Regions from separate parts of the Homo sapiens genome. Here region 1 is linked to region 2. Evidence: read pairs that join two places in POLR2A ChIA-PET (ENCODE). Cell type or tissue: GM12878. All regions are shown on one strand. Region 1 overlaps USP24 (ubiquitin specific peptidase 24). Region 2 has its middle 66 kb from the start of MIR4422.

The links. ChIA-PET counts read pairs that join two places held together with the same protein. Peaks named below come from ENCODE experiments on the same cell type or tissue, not always from the same donor. Only the 100,000 strongest peaks of a DNase experiment are listed, where the experiment ranks them.
Region 1: POLR2A ChIA-PET joins it to region 2 with 5 read pairs; 2 of 35 experiments call an interaction of 5 or more read pairs at or near these places.

Annotation. Positions count from the first base shown.
Region 1 is chr1:55,206,810-55,210,809 of GRCh38, reverse strand. All of the region lies in intron 1 of USP24 (ubiquitin specific peptidase 24), which reads left to right. Among named protein-coding and RNA genes, the nearest start is that of USP24, 6.6 kb to the left of the region's middle. In GM12878, no CTCF peak of the experiment used is centred here; no DNase peak of the experiment used is centred here; H3K4me3 peaks cover 1,361 bases; H3K27ac peaks cover 707 bases.
Region 2 is chr1:55,289,192-55,293,191 of GRCh38, reverse strand. No RefSeq gene overlaps it. Among named protein-coding and RNA genes, the nearest start is that of MIR4422, 66 kb to the right of the region's middle. In GM12878, no CTCF peak of the experiment used is centred here; no DNase peak of the experiment used is centred here.

The DNA of each region.
Region 1 (4,000 bases), 82 kb after region 2:
CTTGTTTTGTTCCTGTTTTAATGTGGATGTTCTTTCTGGAGGTATTGTTTTGTCAGGAGTACTTTCAAGATTTCATTGCTTTTTTGTTTTTTTAAGTTTAGAGCCCCAAAGTTGGTCCTGCTGTTAATATATCTAAGTCACATAAAAATAAGAAGCATATTAATTTGTAGTTCCTTAACTTACCTCATTCCTATTTCTCTTGTTCCCCTTTGGTAGTAAGTGGTAATTATAAATGGATTAAAATTGTAATACTGTCAATGTGTATAATTAAGGTTTATGGTAAAATTCATGTTATTCTTTTCCTAAAATACAACAACCCTAGTATGAGTGTGGAGTAAATATCAAATGAGTAGCTTTTAGTTAACTATTAGTGATTTGGTACATGACCTGTGGTTTATGAATTACTGTGATTTGGTAAATAAAAAAAGGCCCTTTAAAGGCTTTAGAGTAAAAAAATGAAATAATTTCCCAAATCAGTTGAAAGTAGATGAAATAAAAATAGGGAATTAAAGATGAATCAGCATGGCCTAATTTTTAAATAAGAATTTCTTTCTGATCCAGTATATGTATATATATCTCCTTTGGGAATTAGGTCTGTGAGTTAATCTAATGGTTGGAGTCTCACCTTGTAATTACCTGCCCATTCACTTTTAGAATGAATGTAATTTGGCATGAAGAGAGTACCTTTCGTGTGTCTGTGAGTGTGGTTTTAGTGAAATCATAGTAGGTTGTGACAGCTTTATACAGCATAATAATATTGTTAGCTTAAATTTTGAAAACAATTTCAATGTTAGAAAAGCAAATGTTGTAATGTTTTAGCAATTTGAGGAAAAGGTTTCAACATTAATAGAAAAATATGTCCATATACTTAAGTATTTTTATACTTACTGCCTACAATATCATATACCATTTACTTGATCTGAGTGTGAAGGAGGGCGTTTTTTACTTTTAATAAGAAAATGTTAAAAAAGATTTAGTAGAATCTGAAATCTGGAGTTCAGTTTTCCTGGAAATTTTCCTTATATGGAACCACAGAGAGAAATAAGAAGTAAACACATAAGATGGAACCATTTCAGAACACCTTCGTACATGCATTAAAGCTCATGCACTCCACTCACTAAGCGCTCTAAGTGCACTAAAGCTCATGCATTTCTTTCATTTGTGTTTAAACTTAACAAAAAATACAGTTCAAACAAGTTTCAATATTAGGTTTCCTATCAAATTAGAATGGTTTTATGGCAATCTAAACACAAGGTGATGAGCTCTTAGAGACAAGCTCATTTGACAATAGTGAGAAGTGACAGTAGCAGCTTAGTGGTCAAGGAGGGAACAGGAAAGCTTTAAAAGCCGACTCAACCAAATCACACTAGCCGATTTGTGTAGGGTGATTTGAAACAGCTTTATTATGTGTTTCATGGCCCTGAGAGGATAACTGTGTTTTCAATGATGTCACAGTCAAGAAGAGGTTCCAGTGTGGTCTGCTTAAGAAGGGTCAGGAATGTTTAATGTATTTTAGAAAGGTTTTCCTTTTAAAAAGAAAAAAAAAGAAGAAGTTGGATGGATAAAGAAGTAGGCTTCAGACACCTGGAAAATTCAGATGTGAGGACATTTCAGTCATGATACTAGATTGCAGAGGTACGACTAAGAGAGTTGTGCTTCATTTTCAAAAGAGTAAATGTTTTTTTCCTCCCTTTTTTTTCTAGGGAGTTTTACTTCCTTTTTTAAGCTTGTATTTTTCATTTTCTTTATCATAGGAATTTTTATTGTTTAGTGTTATCACATTTTTCAGTCACAACTGACATAAAAATTTTCGTTAAGCTCATATTGATAGTAGGTGACATTATTGGGTTTTTTTTGTTTTGTTTTGTTTTTTTAAGATGGAGTTTTGCTCTTTCACCCAGGCTGGAGTGCAGTGGTGTGATCTTGGCTCACTGCAACGTCCGCCTTCCAGTTTCAAGCGATTCTTCTGCCTCAGCCTCCCAAGTAGCTGGGATTACAGGCGCCTGCCACCACGCTCTGCTAATTTTTGTATTTTTAGTAGAAATGGGGTTTCACCATGTTGGCCAGGCTGGTCTCGAACTCCTGACCTCGTGATCCGCCTGCCTCTGCCTCCCAGAGTGCTGGGATTACAGCCGTGAACCACCGTGCCCAGCGCTGTTTTTTGTTTTGTTTTATTTTTTTGAGACAGAGTGTAGTTTTGTCACCCAGGCTGGTGTGCAGTGGTGCAATCTCAGCTCACTGCAACCTCCGCCTCCCAGGTTCAAGTGATTCTCCTGCCTCAACCTCCTAAGTAGCTGGGATTACAGGCATGCACCAACCACATCCGGCTAATTTTCATATTTTCAGTAGAGACGGGGTTTCACCATGTTGGCCAGGCTGGTCTTGAACTTCTGGCCTCAAGTGATCCGCCAACCTCAGCCTCCCAAAGTGCTGGGATTACAGGTGTGAGCCTCCGCACCTGGCCAACATTATTGTTTCTGTCGATAATCTCTGTGGTGAGTTTTGGCAAAGTATTTTATAACCATTTTGTTTTTATAGTATGTTTACAGGGTCACTTGTTTGTCTGCTAGTGAGAAACCTGGCTCCCACCATTGGTAGCTTCCATTTTTTATTTCTCTGTGTGTGTTATGTGTGAGAAGTAGAATCCACTGTTTTAGAGGTGATTACCTTAAGCTGGTTAATGGAATATATAGCCGTAGATTTGATGTTTTCATTTTCTCTGAAGAGCTAACACAAGTAAGTTTAAATATTATTCTTACAATCTTTCCAGAAATTAAAATGCTTCAGCCATGATACAGCAGTCTTTGGAATCTTTTAAAGGGCTGAGTTGAAGATGTGATTGTTCTCTTAAAAAATAAATAATATTTTAGGTACTCACCAGGGCTTCCCACTTCTAAAGATAAACACTAACAAGTAGTTGTTCCAGCACACAATTTGCTTTCCTGTAGCATCAAGCCAGTTATTTGTATTGCAAAATTCATTTGACATTATTTATTATACTTTCACTTAAGTTTATATCAAGAATATTTTATAAAACCATTACTTACTAAGCAATACGATACAGTTGTCCCTTGATAGCCATAGGGGGCTGGTTCCAGGATACCACCCCACCATGCTCAAGTCCCTAGTGTTTCCATCTAACCTACACACATCTTCCCGTATACTTTAAGTCATCCCTAGATTACTCATAATACCTAATACAATGGAAATGCTGTGTATGCAGTTGTTACATCATATTGTTTCTTGTTTGTATTTTTTATTGTTGTATTCTTATTTTTAATTTTTTCTTCAAATAATTTTGATTTGCAGTTGGTTGAATCTGCAGATATGGAACCCATGGATACAGAGAGCCAGCTGTACTTAACTCCTGTATCAGTAGGTTTCCAAAATTATTTCTGAAATTAAAATCTTTGTAAGGAAGACTTGTTGGTCAGAAATTCAAATCCAAGACTTTTCAGTTTCTGCTTCATGTGCTGTTAAAACCCAGCTTTTCATAAACAGTTCAGCATTTCCTTTTTTTTTTTTTTTCCCCTTTCCATTTCTCCTATATTGTCAATTTTGGTTGAACATTAATTGCTTTTTGAGAACTATAGTTGGTAATCTATAGTGTGAAGCATTTTGGTAACAATTTTATAATTTTGTTTTGGTTTTTGAGACAGGGTCTCACTCTGTCACCCAGACTGCAATGCAGCGAGGCGATTTTGGCTGATTGTAGCCTCTGCCTCCTAGGCTCAAGTGATTCTCCCCACCGCAGCCTCTCAAGTAGCTGGGACCACAGGTGTGTGCCAATTTTTGTATTCTTTTTTGTAGATATAGGGTTTCGCCATGTTGCGCAGGCTGGTCTCGAACTCCTCAGCTCAGGCGATCTGCCTGCCTCAGCCTCCTCAAGTGCTGAGATTACAGGTATGAGCCAGTCACCATGCCCGGCCTTGGTAGCAATTTAAGATGTATTTCAGATCCTAGAAAATATGAAGGTACTCTGTGAATAGCAACACTATTA
Region 2 (4,000 bases):
TGAACTCAGAACCAGGCACAGTGGCTCACACCTGTAATCCTAACACTTTGGGAGGGCAAGGCAGGAGGATCACTTGAAGCCAGGAATTTGAGGCCAGTCTAGGCAACATAGTGAGACCCATATCTCTACAAAAAAAATTAAAAATTAGCTTAGTGGGATGCACCTGTAGTCCCAGTTACTCAGAAGGCTGAAGCAAGAGGATGGCTTGAGCCCAGGAGTTCAAGGATACAGTGAGCTATAATCTCACCACTACACTCCAGCCTAGGCTACAGAGCAAGACCCGGTCTCTAAAAAGAAAAAAAGATTTGAACTCAGGTCCTTCTTCCTCAAAGCCTGCCATCTTTTCACATACTATGAGGCCCACACTCCTCCCACCAACAGAGGCTGCTAAGAGTGAGCCGCAGCCAAGGAGTCAGCACTTCTGAGAAAGCCAAGGGGCAGAGGCATTGCTTGAAGTGAAGCCAAGCAGTGATGGTGGGAGGGGAAGAGAAAAGGAAAGAGCACACGCTGAGGGCCCACAGCATGCCAGGCATGGGGCTTGACGCTCCCCACATGGTATTACATCTCTTCCTCACAGCGGCCTAGAAAAGAGGTGTAATTATCTTCATTTTACAGAGAAGGAAAGTGGGCACAGAGAAGTGAAGTAACTAAACAAAGTCACAAAAACTGTAATGGAGCTGGAGATTGAAAGGGTAACTCAGGAAGGGCTGAAGATTCCATTGCCAAGGCCCCTGCCTGACACGTCCACTGCCACCCCTGCTGGATTATATCTAATCCAAGATGCTGCCTGATCCAGAAGGATTTATGAAGGCAAAATGCTGGGTGCATCTGGCTAGAGCCCAGCCCTCCTAGTGGCTCTGAAATCCAAGATGGTGAATCCCTGTTAACACTCAGACCAATGGTACTGGGGGCTGCAAACTTTGGGGCAAATGCAGGACAGATCCTGAGCCCCCTGCTCACCACAGGCCCAGCCTCGGGGGAGGCCATATGGGAGCACTTTGCCTTCCCTTGGCCACCTCCCACTTGTATTGCTCGGCTCTGATCTGTGTGTGTATTGTACTTTAAGAAGAAAAGGCTGCAGAGACAAACAAGGAATAAAATCGGATAACACAGAAAACCTCAAGTACAAGAATTGCTGCCAGACCAGGTGCGGTGGCTCATGCCTGTAATCCCAGCACTTTGCCAGGCGGATCGCTTGAGGTCGGGAGTTCAAGACCAGCCTAGCCAACATGGTGAAACCCCATCTCTACTAAAAATACAAAAATTAGCTGTACATGGTGGCATGCGCCTGCAGTCCCAGCTACTCGGGAGGCTGAGGCAAGAGAATCCCTTGAACCCAGGAGGCAGAGGTTGCAGTGAGCCAAGATCACATCACTTCACTCCAGCTTGAGCAGAACAGTGAAATTCCGTCTCAATAAAAAAAAAAAAAAAGGATTTGCTGCCATTTATGACTGCCTGTCATTTAGAATGCTAGCTTGCTAAAATCTTTTTCTAGTCCTGGTTCAAATGCCACCTCCTTTAGGAAGCCACTCCCTGGAAGGAATGCCTCTCTCCCTCTCCAATCCTCTGTGTTATGGTTAGATTTTTAATTATCATATTCAGCCCAATAATTAATTATACTTCCTTACTAAATTGTGGTCGTATTGAAAGCAAGGACCCTGCCCTCTTTGCAGTAATAAAAGTAAACTAATAGCCACCATCTGTCGGGTACTCACATGTCCCACATGCTTTATATTCATTATCTCCTTTGATACTCATGATATTCTGTTTTTTTCCACCATTTGGAAACTGACATTTAGAAAGATTACCCACAGGGTCAAGGTCCAAACTCAGATCCAAGGGTGAGCGCCTTCCAATAAGCAATGATGCACAAAGTATTTATTATAAAAATATTTGTTCAGTATTTGTGAATTCATGGGCTCCAACCCTGTCGCCCAGTGTGTCAACTAAAACGGAATGCAATAGCATTTCAGTTTTCCATTGCTGTATAATAAACCACCCCCAGCCTTAGTGGTTTAAAGCAACACCCATTTTCTTTGCACTTCATTCTGAGGATCAGGAATTCTGGCAGGGCTTAGTGAGAACCACTCCTCTCTGCTCCATGCAGGGTCTATGTTCTTCTCCATGGCCTGTCTCTTCTTGCCATGGCACATGTGTTTCCCTCTGACTGAAAACAAAGTCTTCTTAAAAGGCTCCTTCATCTCAGAGTGTCAATTCTGCTGCATTCTACAACAGGCCAAAGCAAGTAACAAGTGCAGACTAGATTCAAGAGAACACAGAGATCAACTTCAGCCTTTGTTGGGAGGGGCAAGCAAGATCACATCATGAAGGACATGGACCTAGGAGAAATGATCCACTGGGGCTGGGATGGTTAACCTGATGTGCTCTCTTGGCTAGGCTGTGGGGCCCAGGTGTGGTCAAACACAAGTCTAGATGTTGGGGTGAAGGTATTTGTGGATGCGATTAATATTTATAATCAATTGACTTTAATTGAAGCAAATTTCCCTCAATAATGTGGGTGGACCTCATCCAATCAGTTGAAGGCTTTAAGAGCAAAAACACAGATTTCCTGAAAAAGAAGCCATTCTACCTCAAGTCTGCAACAAAGAAGCAGTGGAGTTTCTGCCTGGGTTTCCAGCATGCTGGCCTGTCGCACAGATTTTGGACTCAAGACTACATCAGCTCTATTGAATTGCCAGCCTATTGAGCAGTCATCCAGGCTTTAGACTTACCAGGCCCCTCAATCATGGGAGCCAATTCATTAAAATAAACCTCTCTCTCTTTCTCTCTCATGTTCTCTCTCTTGCTCTGCATATGTGTATACACATACACAAACATATACATATATAATAGTGTATGTGTGTATATATATATATATATAACAGTGTGTGTATATATATTAAAAAGCATGTGTCTGTGTCTGTGTTTGTATAAAGTAGTGTATATATACACACTATTAGTTCTGTTTCTTTGGAGAACCCTGAAAATACATGAACCATTTTTAACAATCTACTGCAAACACAAAAGATAGGTTCTGATCAGAACATAGGGCTGTGGCATTAACTGTCCACTACCTTGAAGAGAGGGAGATCATTCCTAGTATGATCTGGAAATCAGAACAGAGCTGCCTCAGACCTGGGAGTTTTCATGAATGTTCTTGTTTTTCTGCTTTGGCCAGGGTTTGCTATGATAATCACCACATACACTTCACAAATTATCTCTTTTAGAGAATGGCACAGGTTCTAAGTTAAATCTTTGCTAGATCCCGCACAATCTGGTAAGGGTGCCACTGCTGCCACTGCTGGACCCTGGGAACTACCACTGGCACCTCCCCTGCCCCCAGTGGACACGGGGCATGAAGCAGGCACTGCTGGCTCCAGAATAAATTCTGCCTTGCCCCTGAGTCACTCGCTACAAATCCAGAGCATTTACAGTGGACATTTCACTACCTGGAAATTTTACTATGTGGAGAATTCCTCACCGGGCAGGAAGTAGAAGAAAAGGAGGCTAACGGGAAAAGATTCAAGTCTACCAACTAGAGCCAGGAGAGACCTGGCCTCACATACACACAGCCCAACCTTCTCCAACTCACAGATCAATACCAGACATTTACATTCAATACCCCCATTATTGCGTGTGACGAACCATTTTAAGTTAGTTCACTACCTGTGTAATGAGCTGTGTGAGTTCCCAGCAGGAAGCAGGGAGTACACTCAAATCTATAATAAAGGGACTATTCTTAAAGATGTGAGCAGACTTTAAGGAAACCAGCAAGGGTAGTGAAGTGCCCTGGGGTTAGCCGCAGCTGCGCTGCCTAGAACTTAGCCACCTCTGGTCTTCTGGCTGGGAGAATGCCCTCTGTCCCTCCTACCCCAATTTCCTGCCTGTGCCTTGTTCAAAAGTTAGAGGCTGCTGAAGCCCATGGAAGCAGTCTGTTAGGGAAGGGAATGGTGCTGAGGAACAAATGACGGGCACCCAACGCACAGTCCTTCTGCAAGGC